Regions from separate parts of the Mus musculus genome. Here regions 2 and 3 are each linked to region 1. Evidence: chromatin loops called from intact Hi-C (ENCODE). Cell type or tissue: left cerebral cortex. All regions are shown on one strand. Each heading gives the region's core, and the rest is flanking DNA. Links, peaks and the distances in the headings are about the cores only.

Region 1 (7,796 bases), core at 1,166-6,165:
ACTCCTGTGTTCACAGACACACACACACACACACACACACACACACACACATGCACATACATGCACATGAACATCCAAAGGCAGCTCAGGCAGCATACACAGGGATACTTGGCATCTCTCAGAGCGCCACTCAGCTGTCAGGAAGAGTGGAATTACATCATTTTCAGGAAGATGAATTGAGTCAAAGTCATTGCGGTGATGCTATGAGGTAAGCCAGAGCCAGGCAGACAAACACTACATTATCTCTCTCTGGCAAAATTGAGTGGGAATATACAAAATAGTATATAACCTAGATTTAAACATATATCATATATGAGGAACGGGAGTAAACAGAGGACTACAGGGAAGAAAAATGAGCCTAAAGGGAGGAGAGGCAGGAACAAAGGGTCACGGGAGGCAGTAACGACACAACACCATGTTTCCTCTCATGCAAAATCAAGACATAAAAGTAGGTCCTGTGAAGCCACAAGACAACTATGAGAGGATGAGAAAGAGGACAAGCAGGAGGGGGTAAGAAGAGCAGAGGAAGATAGTGAGGGGCAGACATAAGGAAAACACAAAGACAGACATATAGGAAAATGTCGTAGTGAAGCCCTGAAACTGTATGATAGCTTAAGATGTCATTGTTACAAAAGAACATGGGGCTGAGAAGACGGTTCACCTGGTTAAGTGTTTACTCTGCAAGCCTGAGGACTTGAGTTCAAATACTCAACACACACATAGAAACCCAGTAATCCCAGCTTTGAAGGGCCTACACGGGAGAACCCCAGGAGCTCACTGGCAGGCTAGTCTAGTCTCAACAACCAGCCTCGGGCAGGGGAAAAAGACCTTGTCTCTAGGCAAAAGGCAGACAGGCCAGAGGAAGACACTCAACACCCTTCTCTGCCTGCACACACAGGAGCATCCACCAGTACACTCACATGCATGCGCGCACACTCTCTCACATGTGCAAGAAACCTTGTCAAAACTATCAGTGGACAGAGAGATGGCTCAGCCATTAAGAATACATACTGCTCTTGCAGAGGATCTGAGTTCTGTTCCCAGCACCCACTCCGGGTGGCTCACAACTACCTGTAACTCCAGCTCGAGGAAATCCAACACCATCTTCTGGCTTCCGCAAACACTCAACATGTGCACACGCACGTAAATAAACTTTTTTTTTTTTTTTTTTAAATAAGACTTTAGATAAGTTGCTGTCCTGGGGGAAGTGGTCGCGCCTCTGAGGAGGATGAAGCGGGTCAGAGATGTAACCAGGAATGGAGCCGCAGCTGCCCACCCACCTGCACGATGGTGGGGGACCCGAGTTGCACGCGCTCTGCCTTGCCACGGCGAGGCCACAGCTTGGACAGAGGAAACCGAGGCACCCGAAGACCTGGCCAACTCCCCTGGACGCGTGGGTGAGCCCTCTGCGTCACCATGACAACCTGCGAGACGCGGGGGGGAAAAAGAGCGGGACTTTGATTGGCTGATCGCTACCCAGAAGAACCCGGAAGTGAGCGAGTTTGCGCGCCCATCCAGCGACACTAAGGACCCCACGCCACTTCGAACATGATCTCGCTGGCCTAAGGGGACACTGGAAACTGGAAAGAGACCGGAATCGTGGGCAGTTCTCAGGTTTGCCCGGCGAGCATCCCTCGGTATTTGAAAGCCGCCATCCCATCTCCATGGCAACACAAGGACGGCCGGAAAAGACCCGGATGCTGCCTGGTTGAGCGCTTCCGGCGCTGTGGGCTGGGGCCGGAAATGAGAATCTTTGAGTACACCTAAGTGGCCTTGGGCACTCTAAAGCCAGTGCATCCTTTCTAGAAAGAGGTGGGAGAGATGGCGAGACTCACACAGCCCCACTGCAGGCCCTGCTTGGCGTTTACACGCCCCCTCGTCTCCATGACAGCAATAGGACGCCGGCGATGCAGGGCGCTGATTGGCTGAGATTAGGAGGCATGGACCGGAAGTGGCCGGAGATTGGCGTGGCTAGAGCCAGTCCCCTCCCCATCTGCGCGCCGATGCCTCTGAGCCTCCTCAGGAAACTTCTCGGTCTGGAGCCCGTTGGTCACTGCAGGCTCAGCGGACCGAGGTTAGGACGGATCGGCCTCTCTAGTCAGAGCGTGCAGTGGTGATCAGATCCCACCGGGAAGGCAGCATAATCGCGTGGTCCCAGCCTTCAAGCTGCCTGCGCCGCACATCTTGGTGGGTGGGACTTAAAGTCTTTCACGTCTGCCTGGTCCCAGAGCGTCACAGCTTTAGCTGTTTTGCTGTGTTTCCTTCTTAAACAGGGTTTCACGCTGTAGCCCAGGTTGGCCTCCAACTGGAGTCCTCCAACTTCCATTCTGATGTGAGAGCAGGCTGACAGTATCTATGGAAGGAAGAAAGCCCAACTCAGTTGACCAGAATCGGGCTAGAGATGGGGCTAAAGTTCCTTTTCTAGGTGGGGTGTGGCGGTGGGGAGATAGGACCCTACGTTTCTTGTTTTGTTTTGTTTTTTCGAGACAGCGTTTCTCTGTGTAGCCATGGCTGTCCTGGAACTCACTTTGTAGACCAGCCTGGCCTCGAACTCAGAAATCCGCCTGCCTCTGCCTCCCAAGTGCTGGGATTAAAGGCGTGCGCCACCACTGCCCGGCGGACCCCAAGTTTCTAAGGATAAACCAAGGTATAATTCCACCACAGCTCATGCGAGGGAACCAATGAATTTGTTAGGCTTACATACAGAGCCCGGATGAGGGCTTACAGACAGAAGCACTGCAAACCCAAAGCACTGGAAAAGTCTTCACCCAGTGTGGAAGATGGCTTCCCCATAGCCACAGGGGTGGCCCTCCCCTCCCACCCTCGCTTCTTCAGCCTGACTATCTAGGACCTCTCCAATACTCCCTGCTCCACAAGTAATTAGGAGAAAATATAAATGGCTGGGAGGAGCGGTCGGAAACCCAAGTAAAGATCCAAAGACCCTCCTGTCCTCTCCTAGGACGGAATGCCAATAGTCAACTGGACCTGCTGTGACGATCCTTGGCCTGCAACTCAGCAGTTGGAGATGGCATTTGTCTGACTTAGAAGGCCGTTGTGTTTGTGAGAGCATGTGAGTAAATGCCAGATGTGAGCCTTGGGTGTTGTCCTCTAGAGCTGTTCCTTGGTTTTATTTTTGACACAAGGTCTCTCACTGGCACCTGGGAATGGCTGGTTAAGGCAGGCTGACTGACCTCCAAGTCCCAGGGATCCACTGGTCCCCACCATCCCAGCCCTAGAGTAATGAGCATGCACCATCACACTTAGGTTTTAGGTGGTTGCTAGGGCTTGAACTCAGGTCCTCAAGCCCCTGTGGTGAGCACCTTACCAGCTGAGCCACCTAATCTAAGGAACACTATATTGCACATCAGACTTGGCAAGCATCTCTGTTTCTGTTTTTGTGTCTGAGGATAAATTCCTTCATGGTAGGTGACATCGACATTTTACCTCATTTCTGTGTTACAGAGTAGGATAAAAAGTGTCCCCATAGACTCATGGTGAAGGCTTTCTCTGCAGCTGGTGATCCTCCTCGATTTAACCACGTGTACCAGGACAGTTGTTCTAGCTTTGAGAAGTAGTTATGAAAGTGGGGACTGGCTGAGGTAAGTGGGTCTTTGGAGGCAGGCCTGTGAGGTATCTTGTCTTGTGTACTTTCTCAGCTTTCTGGCTCCCGTGAAATGAACAGCCCTGTCCCACCAGACCCTCCTGCCACGTTCTACCGATCCACCTGGCTGGGAGCCAGAAACAGTGGGTCCACAGACTGAAACTGTGCATCATGATCAATCAGTCTCTCTCTCTCTCTCTCTCTCTCTCTCTCTCTCTCTCTCTCTCTCTCTCTCTCTCTCGATTGATTTTGTGTATGAGTGTTCTGCCTGCATGTACACCTGCATGCCAGAAGAGGGCATCACATCCTTTTATAGATGGTTGTGATTGCTGAGAATTGAACTCAGGACCTATGGAAAACCAGCCAGTGCTCTCAACTGCTGAGCCATCTCTCCATCCCTGAATTTCTCCCTTTAAATTATTTCTCTCGTCGGGCGTGGTGGCGCACGCCTTTAATTCCAGCACTCGGGAGGCAGAGGCAGGCGGATTTCTGAGTTCGAGGCCAGCCTGGTCTACAAAGAGAGTTCCAGGACAGCCAGAGCTCTAAAGAGAAACCCTGTCTTGAAAAACCAAAAAACAAAACAAAACAAAACAAAAAAAACAAAAAAAAATTATTTCTCTCATGTATCTGTCACAGTGGTAATAAAAACGAACATACCTTATTTTTTAAATTCTTTTCAAGCTTATGGGTATCTTCTTACATAGTAGATTTGTATCTTTCTACTTATTATTGTTTCCTTCCTATATTGAATTACTTAATCCACCTAGGATTTAGTTTGGCAAACACAGGGAGTTAGAATGTAACTTTATTACTTCTAAGAATAATTAGGCAATTATACTAGCAGTAAGATTCTACCTCTCTCCCTCATTACAGCTCTAAATTTTAATATATGCATTAAAGTCTATTTCCATGTTATCACTCTTTCTCCCTTGGGCTATTTTTGTACTTATAGGAGAAAGTTCATAATTTTAGTTTTAAATATTTATAATAAAAAAGGAAGAAAAATTATCTTCAATGATACCCTTATATTTGGGGGAGCTAGGAGACAAGTATTGATTGAGCCCCTAAGTTAGATCCCGCCTAAGCAATATAAGACCTTGTCTCTCTCTCTTTTTTTTTAATTATCTACAGAGATAGGCTTTTTGAAGAGAGTTATTAATACCTCAGACAGCATGAAGTAAGTCTGAGGAGAGAAAGCCTTTAGTTCCCACAGGCGAATCAGTTTCTGCTCCTCTGTCTTGCAATCCAGGGGGCTGGGATTATGTTCCGAGCCTCTGAGCCCTGATAATCTGCTCTACTGGGTGTTTTTTTCCTGCTAAATGTCACTTTCCAAAAAAAAAATAATAATGAGAAAATCTGATAAAGGTGACATATCTTTAGCAAAATGCAAACTGACCATGTAGCCTTGAAAAAGAGATTATGAACTCAACAAGCAAAGAAGGAAATTATGTGTGACCACTTACCAGCTCATGGTGACTCTTCTCAACCTGGGTCTGTGATGACAGCATGGCCTTAAAGGACTTACTACGGTCTAGAGACACTGAAATGCCACGAATGAAACTGGTGTCTGCAGTTAGTATGTGCTGGAGCATTGCTGCACAGGGTCGGGGAGGGAACTGTTGAGATAGAAGACTGCATCCAATGGACATTTGAAGCTGGTGATACGGAATTGAGTGTGACACAGTAGGAGTCTTGAGATACATACATGCATACATACATACATACATACATATATACATACATATTTGAGATCTGTCAAAATATATTTTTTAAACTATCAAATATCTAGGGATATAACTCAGAAGTAGGGTGTTTATCTAGCATACATTAGGCCATAGGTTTGGTCTACATGACTGCAATCCCATAAAATGCTGAATGCGATGATGTTAATCTCAGGACACCAAAGGATGAGTCACATTCCCTAGACAGACCATGCTAGGATTGTCTCCTTACCACAGGAAGAGCTGGGCAGGTGTTAGGGAGTAATGAAGAAAAAGAATTCCATGGAAAAGTATTTTCTGTGAATTGAACCCTAACCCACTTATCTCGTGAAACTTCTTGGAGTTTTCTTGCACTAAAAGAGTTTCTATCTGATTTACCCAAGGGCCCACAGAATCCTGACTGCTATGAAAAGGAGGGTGACTAGCCTCCTGCTTGCCACAAATCCGCATTCTCAGGACTGTCTCAGAGTCCTCTCGTTTTAAGGTGTTTAGAGCCTGTCCATTGCTGTGACAGGAATGGCCCCTGGTGCATATGACTATAGGTTTTGCTTGCTGATCAAGACCGGTTGTTCAGATATCTTGACTTCACTCCTAAATTCTGCATACTCTGTATCTCTCTTCGTTGGTTTTACATCATGGTTTCACCATTTTTTAAGTGCCTGGTATCCAGAGAGGACAGAAAAGGGAACTGGACCCCCTGAAGCTGAGCTACAGCAGCTGTGAGCTGCTGTGTGAAGGCTGGGAGTGGAGCACGGGTCCTCTGCAGGAGCAGCGAGTGCTCTCAACTGCCGAACCAACTCTCCAGCTCTATTATCAGTGTTTAAGTGATCTGGGAAAGCATGGCTTCAGTCTGGCATTTCACAGGTGTTTGTCTTAAACGTTTTTATGATTTTATTCCCTCTGGATGGGCATCTGAGTGGAGCTGCCACAGATGAGAGAGAGATCAACACCACATCTTTCCATCTGGCTACCTTGGCTAGCATCCCGTCACCATCCTTGGTCTGAATCAACTCTAATTAGCCTGGATAGCCTCCTATCAGCTGGGCTGGGACGGACAGTCAGAGGGCACAGTGTGGCAGAGCCGGGGAAGGAAGACTGTCGGGTCAGAGGCACACCTGCATTGCTAGAGGTCCAGCCCAGGAGACAGTGAGGACAAATATCTCTGCAAGACATTGGTGATTCCTGAGTCTCTTCATTTTACTACAAAAGGGAAAGGGAAACATGTGCTGAGGGAAGACACATGAGGCACACTGAGGCCGCTTTCTTTTCATGTGTGTGTGTGTGTGTGTGTGTGTGTGTGTGTGTATACCACATGTGAGTGCAGTGCCTATGGAGGCCAGAAGAGGACCTCAGATCCATTGTAGCTGGAGTTACAGGCAATTATGAGCTGCCAGGTGTGGCTCTGGGAAGGAGTCCTCTAGAAGAGCAACAAGCTCTCTTAGCCTCCGAACATCTCTCAAGCCTCAGGAGTCTTCTAATATACTGTTTAGACTTCTGTTTTCTGTAACCCTGGGAGCAGGATTGGCCTTGTCACATTGCTGGGTCTGCTCTGACTTTGTCCTGCTTTATTGATGGGATCTCTTGCAGCTATCTATTTTAGCTTTTTCTAATGGTTTGGATGTCAAGTGTCCCACAGGCTCATGTAGCCATCAGAAGTACCGTTGTTTTTGGAGCTTGTAGAACTTGTGAGAAGTGGCACCAGCTTGGAGGAAGCTGAACAACGTGGAATGGCCCTTGAGGCCTATAGTCTGACCTTACTTCTTGTCCCATATCTGCTTCCTAACCTGCCACCATTGCCTCCTTGGCCATGAGCAGCTTCTCCCATGTCCCTCACAGTGGACAGCACCTTGAAACCATGAGCCCAGATGGGTCCTTTCTCCCTTCAGTTGTGTTTTGAAGTATGTTTAGTTGCAACAAGAATACATTACTTCTTGTACACTCCCAACAGCTAAAAACATGTATTTCCCCAGACAATCAGAACTATCTTCTTTTTCCATCCACATCTCCTAGACTTTTCCAAATTTTTAAAAAGCAATATACTTTCAAATTATTATTTTTTTCCTTTTTTCACATGCTATTTTGATTTATTTATCTATTTATTTAATAATATAGGTATGAAGTAACATGTCAAATTTCAACGTGCCAAATCAGTTTTTGGGGTTTTTTTGTTTGTTTGTTTTTTAATTAGGTATTTTCTTCGTTTACATTTCAAATGCTATGCCAAAAGTCCCCCATACCCTCCCCCCTCAAAATTTTTTTTGTTTTGTTTTTTGTTTTTTTGGTTTTTTTTTTTTTTTTGCTTTGTTTTGTTTTCGAGACAGGGTTTCTATGTATAGTCCTGGCTGCCCTGGAACTCACTTTGTAGACCAGGCTGGCCTCGAACTCAGAAATCCGCCTGCCTCTGCCTCCCAAGTGCTGGGATTAAAGGCGTGCGCCACCACCGCCCGGCTCAAATTATTATTTTTATATTTAAT
Region 2 (5,000 bases), core at 1-5,000, 330 kb after region 1:
CTAGATTGTCTGTGGGGCATCTTCTTGATTAATGACTGGTGTGGGAGGGTCCTGACCTTTGTGGGCAGTGCCATCCCTAGGCTATATAAGAAAGCTATCTGAGCAGGAGCCCAGGGGTAGGGGAATCCAGTAAGCATTCCTCTGTGGTTCCTGCTTCAAGCTCCTGCCTTGAGTGTCTACCTTGTTTTCACTCAGTGATGGACTGTAAACCTGTCCATCTTAGCTTAGTTATCCTACAAAAATAAACCCTCTCCTCCCCAAGTTGCTTTGGGTCATGGAGTTTATCACGGAAACAAAAAGCAAACTAGGATGCCCTCCCTGGACCTTGAATGCCAAGCCTTGGCAAGATCAGCAGGTAGAGCCTCAGAGCCCACAGAGCAGCAGAGCAGTGCAGAGCATGCTGGGAACATTCATCTCTGGAGAGGGCAGGCTCAGCGCTGGACTCTCTTGCAGCGCTGGACTCTCTTGCAGGCCTCCAGGCTCACTGAGTACCTGTGGCTCCTCAGCTCTTCTCACCATGTCCCAAACCTCTTTTCCTGCCCATGGGCTTTGCTTTCTCCAGCTTCTCATTTCTATATAACCCTACCACCTCAGACATACTTTCTCTTTTAGTTCTCTTGGCTTTGCTCTCATGGTCCTCTGTTCTTGGGCCCCTCTCTCTTCATCCACTTGCACCCCCTTGGTCCTCCACATTTACTCTCTGCCACCACCACCCCCATGGCCCAGTTCAGTCTACTGGTCATGCTAATCCACTACTCTCTCTCTCCCTGTTCTAGACTCTTCCCAGTGCCTCTGGCTGTGCTTTCCCTGACATCTACAATAAAACCTCCCCCTTAACCATACCTTGGAGAGTTATGTCCTCATTTCAGGCAACTATGCCCTTGTATCAAGTACTTTACCTACTAGGATGCCTTCCAAGTCCTTAGGATAAATCTAGACAGACTGGAGAGGTGCCTCAATTGGTTAACAATGTACACTGCCCTTGTGGAGGACCCAAGTTCAGTTCCCAGTATTCACATTGGGTGTCTTACAACCACCTGTAACCCCAGTTTTTTTTAAATTCAGGTACTGTATCCATATGCACAAACCCACACACATATATGCACTATTTTAGAAGCCTTTAGAATGTATCTAAACCATAACAAGCCCTCAATAAAGTATGAGCCTGAATATGTAATTTATACATGTATGTACATAAATAATATATACATATATCTGTGAATACAATAATATACGCATGTAAGTATAATATGATGTGAAATTGATACATGTACATACATAAACATAATATACACATATATCTATGAATAAAATATATGCATGTAAGTATATGGGCAATACTATGTGTACATTATCCCGTCCCGCGGGATTCAGTTATTCGTGGGTGCGAGGGGGACCGAGAACCTGGAAGGAAATGGGAATAAAAGAAAGAAAGTCGGAGGACCAAGTAGATATGTCAACCTATCAAGGTCTCGTTTATTAGGCTGAGGTGCCTTCTTTTTAAAGCATACATCGCGGGGAATATGGGAGGGGTCGAGGGAGAATTATACAAAGAACAAAGAAGTGGGCATCTGCTGACATGGGGGCCGAAATCAGGCGCCAGGCAGCGGGCACTCTGGATCTTATCTCTGGAACATAGATCCTCCTTGACAGCCTTGGGGGTCAGGCTGGGCTCAGGCGTAACTCGTGTCCTTGGATGGCATGGGAACTCAGGAAGAGATAGGGAAGAGGGGACTATAATTCAGCTTTACAGCCTCAGGTGCCAAGAAAGGAATAGGGAGGAAGGGGGGTGATAACCAGCTCTTAGTACAATGCCATTTGGCCTGTTAGGGAGATTGTGAAGGGCTCACTTTCTCACGGGATGGTCTCTGACAGTACATATATAAACAAATGTACATGTACAGCATAGCATGTAGAAAGGAGAAACAGGATGAACACTAGGAGATGAAGGGCTGACTGCAGCTAATGGATAATTGGGTCATGAAAGACAATAGTGAGCTAATGCTTTTCTAGTTTTAGCTCTGTAATGGAGTCTTTGTTTTCTGGTGGTGGATAAGTACATAAAAGTAGAATGGATACTAGACATATGGAATGTGGCATTCTATACCTCTAGCATGGCCACTCTAGTTTTAGAGAACGTCACTGAGATGTGGACCTGGCTAACCTTGCTGTGTGACGTCTTCTATTTATCATTTCTTAACAAATCTTAGCTTTAAAGAAATGCAAAGAAAAATACAATATGACCCCAAGAGTGCCAGACAGCTTGCCTGCTGTAGTGGTAACTCAACTGGTTTTGCATCTGGAGACCCACAGAGACACCACTACATTACACAAGAGGAAATCCACAATCCCAATGTCTTGCCCCAGGCCCAGAGCCACTAAGGGACAAAGCAGTGATTGACACTTCCTGGTGGTGGCTGCAGAGCCTGGCTTTTCTGTGTTCAGGCGAACTTGATGAGGGAATTATGAGCAAGATGACACTGCCATCTAGTGGGGACTCTGCCACACAGCCCAGGGCTTCCTCTGGGGTCAACCACACAATGATGTCCAGAGAACCCAGGACCACCATAGGACAGACACACTCATAGAATATTCCCTGGAAACCTGGTCCCAGAGAGCTCATGATTCTAAAGTGAGGGCGTCCTCTTCAAAGAGAAGAAACCTGAGGTCAGGGTTTGCAAAGAGTTGTACACGTCACTAGTACGTCTGCGTGTAGCTGTTCACCAGACCCATCAGCTCTGGTGCAGGACACGGAGATGAGGCACGGGATAGGCGCATGTTGAGGAGGATGGAATAGAGGAACTTGAAATATAGAGCCTGTACTAATTACTCTCCTCACCGCCGTGACAAACGCCTGGCAAAAGCTTACAAAGAGGGTGTGTTTGGGCTCATGGTTTGAGCTTAGTCTACCATGGAAGAGGGAGGCATGGAGGCGGGGCTGTGAGGTACAGAGTCAGACTGTTTCCATAGTCAGGAAGCAGAGAGATGGATGTTGGCATCCCACCAGCTCCTGCTTTTTATCCATGCCCTGGCCCATGGGAGGTGCCACCCACATACAGGGTGGATCTTCCTCAGCTAAGCAGCCTCATCAGGCATATCTCCTAGGTGATTCCAAACCTAGTCCATCAGATAATGAGGAGAAACTAGCTCAGGGCACTGAAGTGACTGACAGCCCCTCTCTTATGTTGTCACCTCTGGCTCTTCTACATCAACTCTCCAACTTGGGATAATATGGAAGAGAGACTCTAAGGAGGACCATGACCCTCTAGGTCCTGCCGATATGCTTAGACTCATATCTCCCCTGCCCGGCTCACACCTAGAACAGTGCCACATTAAGGGTATACACCTGCTTACCTCACACCCAGCCACACTGGGGGTTCACACCTGCCCAGCTCACACCTAGGACTGTGCCACACTGGGAGTTCACACCTGCCCACCTCACACCCAGCCAAACTGGGGGTACACACCTGCCCACTCACACCTAGGACTGTGCCACACTGGGAGTTCACATCTGTCCACCTCTCACCCAGCCAAACTGGGGGTACACACCTGCCCACTCACACCTAGGACTGTGCCACACTGGGGGTATGCACCTGCTCACCTCACACCCAGACACACTGGGTGTGCACACCTGCTCACCTCACACCCAGACACACTGGGGGTGCACACCTGCCTACCTCACACCTAGAACAGTGCCACACTCGGGGTTCACACCTGCTCACCTCATACCCAGCCACACTGGGGGTACATACCTGCACACCTCACACCTAACACAGTGCCACACTGGGTGTTCACACTTCCTCACCTCACACCTAGGACAGTGCCACACTGGGGGTTCACACCTGCTTACCTCACACCTAGGACTGTGTGCCACACTGGTGTTCACACCTGCTTACCTCACACCCAGCCACACTGTGGGTACACACCTGCCTACCTCACACCTAGGACAGTGCCACACTGGGGGTTCACACCTGCTTACCTCACACCTAGGACTGTGTGCCACACTGGTGTTCACACCTGCTCACCTCACACCCAGCCACACTGGGAGTGCACACCTGCCTACCTCATACCTAGGACAGTGTCTCACTGGGGGTTCACAGTCACTTGGTTTTCATCTCACAATACTTTACCCTCTACTTATCCCTGTGGTACACACTGCAAAGAAACCTTGCATTCAGCCCTCGTACAAACAGGGTCTCTGGGGCACAGCCTGCAGATTGCCACTTGGATAGTACCTCGTCGGGTTGTACAACTGAACAAATCATCTACTGCTTCATTCCATCCACGTGAATGCAGGTGGACCTGGCCTCCAGGACAAAGTTGGCAAGATGGTGCACTTTAAATTGCATACAACTAAGCGGTTTTCTACCTGCAAGAGATGAAGGTGATTTAAGCAATTCTAAGCCAGATGCGAAGTCTGCAGACACACAAAGTGTCAGATCAGGGTCAGATCTATGAGTATCCCAGCCTGATCCCCTTGTACAGTGGATGCATCTATCCCCTAGGCTCTATGCCACCATGGCCAGGCTGTCCCTTTACTGGAAAATATACAACACAGAATCTCTCCCAGGCACCCCAGCCTCAACAGTCACCAGGTGACCAAAAACCCATCATCAAGACAACTCAGCCATGATTCACACTCCACAACCTCTGACGAAGGGCTAATGACAGTTAACATTGGTTAGCAACTTGGCAACATCTAGAGTCACCCAGGAGACTGACTTCTGGGCTCCATATTGGATGATCTAGACTAGGTTAGCTTCTGTGCATGCCTGTGAGGGGTTGTCTTGACTAGACTTTTGAGGTAGGAGGAGTCACACTAATAGTGCATGTTAGCATTCCCTGGGCTGGGAATCTGGACTGCTCAAAAGACTTCTACCTGAACAGCAGTGTACAATGCTCTCTCCTCTCTGAATATGGGCACAGTGTGACTGACCTCAGAGCTCTGCCAACATGCCTTCCCCACCATACCAGGCTGTGCTCTTAAACTGTGTCATAAT
Region 3 (5,000 bases), core at 1-5,000, 160 kb after region 1:
GTGCCCGCCCTTCAGCAATGGCCCCACCACAAACCTGGCCTTCAGTGCACAGGCAGCTCTGGGCCTTGATTCTAGAATCTAGGATGACTCTGTGTCCAGTCACTTTCCATTAGCAGCTCCCCAGGAAGAGGGTGGGAATCTTGGGGGAGACACTGAAGGCACAGTGACTGTTGCAGGCAGCGGTGGGTGAGACTGCAGTACGGGCAGGTCCCGACAGTGTGGTGGGATTGTGGTTCCTGCAGCCCCCAACCCTCTGCCCCTCACGTCTTCCTCTCCCTTGCATTGTTTCGTCCTTCGGTGTATGTGACATTTCCACTCACCCTGGCACACATCTGTTCTATTCTGAAGGAGGAGACGAGAACCCCTCAGCTCCACGTAGGTGATACCAGGATTTGGGACTCTGTGGTGGTCCTCCTGCCTTCTGGTGACACTAGGTTGTCACCATCTTGAGGCTGGTGTGGGCCCAGCTTCAGGCTCTCTTGGCTGCATATTGGGTTTGGAATTGGACCTGCTGACCTTTCCCTGTGTGGGATTTCTCCCCCGTTTGAGGGCCCTTTTCTTAGGACCATTTCTCTAGGCCTTTGTGGGGGATTCTGGACTCCTGAGCCTCGGTGTTGAGCGTCACCCTCTCCCTGCTCTAAGTCCTTGGCCTCTGCTCTCATCCCACACTCTCCATGGTTGCCTTACCCACTTCCTGGCCTGCATCCAGAGCGGCCCACAGGTCAAGTCCGTCAGTCTGCACTGACCTGCCTCACTCTCATGCTGTAAGGGCCTGTGAGGCTGCTCTGGAACCTGGCCACGGTAGCACGGGAGCCTTTGTGTTGGTCAGTCTTGTGTCTGAACTCCTGCCGTGAGATTCCGTCCCTTCTGTGGGATATCTGTCTCTAGTTGCACTTGTAGGGGTGAAATCTGGCAAGCAGCTAACTGCTGTAGATATTAATTGGGGGTTTCTGCTCCACCCTAGATCATTTAGTTCCCAAATAAAGGACACAAAACCTTTATATTTATTATAAGCCTTCAACACTAGAGCTGGGCAGATATCAGCCCTCTGTGCTATTTTGCCTGCTTTCTTGTCAATAATCCCAAGCTATCACGTGCTGTGTTTCGCCTAAGCTGCTCTTACTCCAACAGGCTGACCCTTGTGGCCATGTGTGCACAATCCACCCACCCCGTGGTGACTTCTACTTCTGACTCCGTCCTCTCTCTGTGGTCTTTGCCTCAGAGCCGAAGCCTATTTACCTGTCTTCTGCACAGCTACAGGCTGGAGGCATCTCTATTCAACGAATAGTTTTAAATTAAGGAGCAGGGCTTGCACAACCAAAGCTGGCATATGTGAGCATTCACTCTGTCTTAAGGCAACTCGACCTTAGGATGCAGGATTTGGCATTACAATTCATAGCAACAGACCAAACCTCAACAGTTGTCCATCTGTCTTACATTAATTCTACAGCTGCTCCTGATGGTAGATATTGTCACCGTGGAGGGACCTAAGTCTGAAGGACAGACACCAGGATCCCAGTGACTTTGGCTCTGCCTCGTAACCACTCCCTGATGGGACTCAGAGCTTTGCCCATTGCATTTGACAACACTTGAGTCTCTGGCAATATGGCTTCTTGGTTGTCAAGACAATCACTTACAGGCCCTGTGCCCTTGTGGCTCTGGGCATCCACAGCCTGTAGTCCTTGGCTGTGATAGATGAGGCCTCATTGTGGGTGTTATTCCATGGGGTACCTACCACCTTGCTCTCTGCTTTAACATCCAAAGTCCCTTCCAGACCCCTCCCAAGGTCTCCATCCCTTTATACAGAGTCCCTGTATGAAGAACTCCCCGCTTTGGCCAGGCTGGTAGTGCTTGCCTGCAGTCTCAGCCCCTGGAAGGACAAAGGAGGAGGGCAAAGAGTTGAAGGTCATCCCCAGCTAGCTAGGGAGTTTGAGGGTTGCTTGAACTTCATGAGATTTGTCTCAAAATTTTTGTTTTAAAGAATTCTCTTTTCCTTGGTTAATTTTCTGACTAAACATGGCCATATGAAATCCTAGCTTTAAAAAGGAAAATCACATCTCCTTAGAGCAGTTTCTCCCCTTCCCCCTTCTTAGTTACTGCTTTCTTGTTTTATTTTTGATAGGCAATCATGCCTGCACCTCCCTGTTTTATAAATAGCTGCTGTCCCCTTTGTCCTTGATCCTGATAAGATATCACAGGGAAGTCCCTGCCTTTCTCTGGAACTGGATAGCTCATAGTCTGACTGCTACAGCCACCTTACACCATTCTTGCTTGGGTTCTGTGCCTCTGTTCAGGAATGCTGGTGTACATACCAACTGCATACTGTGTGCTGCAGGATTTTCTCAGGTCACTCAAGCACAGCTGCAAGCCGTGTGTGTGTGTGTGTGTGTGTGTGTGTGTGTGTGTGTGTGTGTGATCTTTAGGCTTGCCTGCCTTGACTGTATTGAAATGTACCTAAGAGTTCACTGCTTCTGCCCCAGTTAGAGCATGCCTTCTGCTGGCCCATAGTTACACTTTTTATCCTAAAATTGGTGAATGGGATGAGTCACTGCTGAGCGTGGGTGTAGGCTAAGCATCTCCACGGAGAGTGCCAGCCAGCCCAGTGTGTGTTGGTGACAAGGGCCAACATCAGGTTGTAGGCTTTCAAGCCACCTTGATTCATTTCTCAGAGAGTAAAGAAATGGTTTTGACTGGCTTGTTCCAGGGCCTGAGTTAGTTATTTATAGTCTGTGGTGACCAATAAGGTTAAAGCCAAACTAATTTCCTGACTGTTTTCTTGATTTTAGAACTAAATGTTCAATTTATGTTGACTGGCAACAAGAAATGGGAGGTGACTCCTCCCCGTCCCCCGTCCCCCCACTCACACACAGAGACAGATACACACTCACACATGGCAGACATGTGCACATATATACACTCACACATGCACACATGTGTGCAGGCATGTACACACATACATGCAGACACACTCAAACATGCAGGCAACATATAGACACACATACTCATACATGCAGGCATACAGACAGACACAGAGAGAGACACGTAGGCACACCCACACATACATCTTGCCCTATATCTGTGATTCTCAAAAGAAACTAAGAATCTTGTTGCCTTGATAAACCTGGACAGAGCCAGGTGTGGCAGTACAGGGACTAAGGCAGGAGGACCAAGGATTCAAGCTGAGCCTTGGCTGAACTCCTAGACCCTCTCTCAGACAACACTATCAGACACCCAAAAGCCAGAAACAAGCTAGACAAGATAGACTGGAGGCAGTACAGGATTCGGGTTTTCCTGTTTCTCATAAGCAGTTTTTCATCCCTTCCTGCTTTTCATCCTGCAGACATGCCCTGGGTAATTACTATAAAGATTAGATTTCCAGCGTAGGCTTGTGATAGCTGCTCCCAGCTGGGTGGGCAGAGAGCAAGAGGCCAGAGGCCCTGTAGCTGTGAGGTGTGGTCAGGGGCAAAGGGCTTTCTGACCTTGTGTGTTTGTTCCTGTTCTGTTCTCTGTCCTTGTCCCTCTGAGGTGCCAGCCCTCCCTGCCCCTTGGGAAGCCTTGCCCTTCATGTCCTCCAGCTGCAGCTTGCTTTGTAGTGCACCTTGCCTCACTGGCTGTAGTGCTCCTTGCCTCTCTGACTATGGTGTTCCTTGCAGCACTGCCTGAGGTGCTCTTTGCCTCACTGACTGTAGTGCTTTTTACCTGGTAGTGCTCCCTGCCTTGTAGTGCTCCTTGCCTTATAGTGCTCCTGGCCTCAGTGCCTGAGGTGCTCCTTGCCTTACTGTCTGAGGTGCTCTTTGCCTCACTGACTGTAGTGCTCCTGGTGCTCCTGGCCTTGTAGTGCTCCTTGCTCTGTAGTGCTCCTTGCCTCAGTGCCCGAGGTGCTCCTTGCATTGAGAACTCACATCTGTGCTTGTTGGAAATTAGCACCTTTGATGGGGTGAAACCATCAAGGAACGTGGTCAGGAAGTGAGCAGAGAATGTTAAGCTTCTGCCGAGCACCCCGCCTGACTGGGTGCTTGTCCTGGCAGGGGATTTAACAGGCCTGAGGGAGGCCGAGGGAGGCTGAGGGAGGCTGAGGGAGGCCAGGCTTCTGCAGAGAAGTGAACATTGCTGCTAGAGCATTTTTAGCCACAGGTGAGAGGACTGGAACCATTTTGACTTAATGCTAATCTTGAGTTTGCCTCTGGGTACTCACATCCCAGGCAGCCTTGCCACACCATTCTTCCTGTCCCTCCCCTCAAGTGAGACACGGCCAGAGTCTGAGGATGACAAAGGGCCACAGGTGTCTCCCCATGGCCCTTGAGGATAAAGTCAGGGTTGAACATCTCTGATTGCTGGGACTGCCAGTGTGTCCCGTGGCTGCCAGCGTATCCCGTGGCTACGTGAAGCTCCCTTTCCATGCGTGCTGAGCTTTTGTGTGATAAGGGATGGTGGGAAAGCATGTAAGGTCCGACTATGTAGTGGGTGTCTATGGCTCACTTCTGTAGACACACAGCCAAAGCCTGAGCACAGAATAACGCCCGTGCTTTGTGGGAGGCATTGTGATATTTTCATTTTTGAGCTGTCATTTTTCACCTAAAACAGTGTCAGGAGTGGATTTTAATGGTGTGTGAAGTGTACTTAGGCGTACATCAGAAGTCACCGACAAGCAGGTGGCACTAAGCCCCTCTCTCCTCGGTGACTGGTGTGTGCTGGTCTCAAAACCCGGAGTTAGAAAGTTACAAATAATCCAAAGTAGAAAGTTACAAATAATCCGAGTTAGAAAATTACAGATAACCCAGCCTGTCTGTGAGGAGCAGTTTTGATTTTTCTCTAATTTTTAAAAAGGCTTATTTTTATGTGTATGAAGGTTTTGCCCGTGTGCACATCTGTGCACCGTGTGCCCGGTGCCCACAGAGACCAGAAGAGGGCATCAAATCCTCTGGGAAATTACAGAAGGTCATGAGCTGCCGTGGGGGTGCCGGGACCAGAACCTGGACCCTCTAGAAGAGCAATCAGTG

Evidence for each region. A loop is a pair of places that touch in the nucleus more often than their neighbours do. Peaks named below come from ENCODE experiments on the same cell type or tissue, not always from the same donor. Only the 100,000 strongest peaks of a DNase experiment are listed, where the experiment ranks them.
Region 2: a loop joins it to region 1, with 2.8 times the contacts of the local background. A loop is called at or near these places in 4 of 42 quality-filtered maps.
Region 3: it touches region 1 in a loop (2.3-fold over the local background); 2 of 42 quality-filtered maps call a loop at or near these places.

What each region holds. Positions count from the first base shown.
Region 1 is chr9:121,275,780-121,283,575 of GRCm38, forward strand. Ulk4 (unc-51-like kinase 4) reads right to left here and starts at 1,393. Exons shown (of 37, transcript NM_177589.3): 1 at 1,281-1,393. It overlaps Gm34655 (a long non-coding RNA gene), which reads left to right and starts at 1,968. Exons shown (of 2, transcript XR_003948091.1): 1 at 1,968-2,187; 2 at 2,960-4,942. In left cerebral cortex, for the core only: a CTCF peak has its summit at 3,898 (motif pointing right); DNase peaks (open chromatin) are centred at 1,479, 1,738 and 1,885; H3K4me3 peaks cover 1,380 bases; H3K27ac peaks cover 1,330 bases.
Region 2 is chr9:121,603,141-121,608,140 of GRCm38, forward strand. All of the region lies in intron 3 of Lyzl4os (lysozyme-like 4, opposite strand), which reads left to right. It also overlaps a transcript of Lyzl4 not described here. Among named protein-coding and RNA genes, the nearest start is that of Lyzl4os, 19 kb to the left of the region's middle. In left cerebral cortex, for the core only: a CTCF peak has its summit at 2,491 (motif pointing left); DNase peaks (open chromatin) are centred at 2,485 and 2,966.
Region 3 is chr9:121,433,209-121,438,208 of GRCm38, forward strand. All of the region lies in intron 3 of Trak1 (trafficking protein, kinesin binding 1), which reads left to right. Among named protein-coding and RNA genes, the nearest start is that of Gm51661, 19 kb to the right of the region's middle. In left cerebral cortex, for the core only: no CTCF peak of the experiment used is centred there; a DNase peak (open chromatin) is centred at 2,557.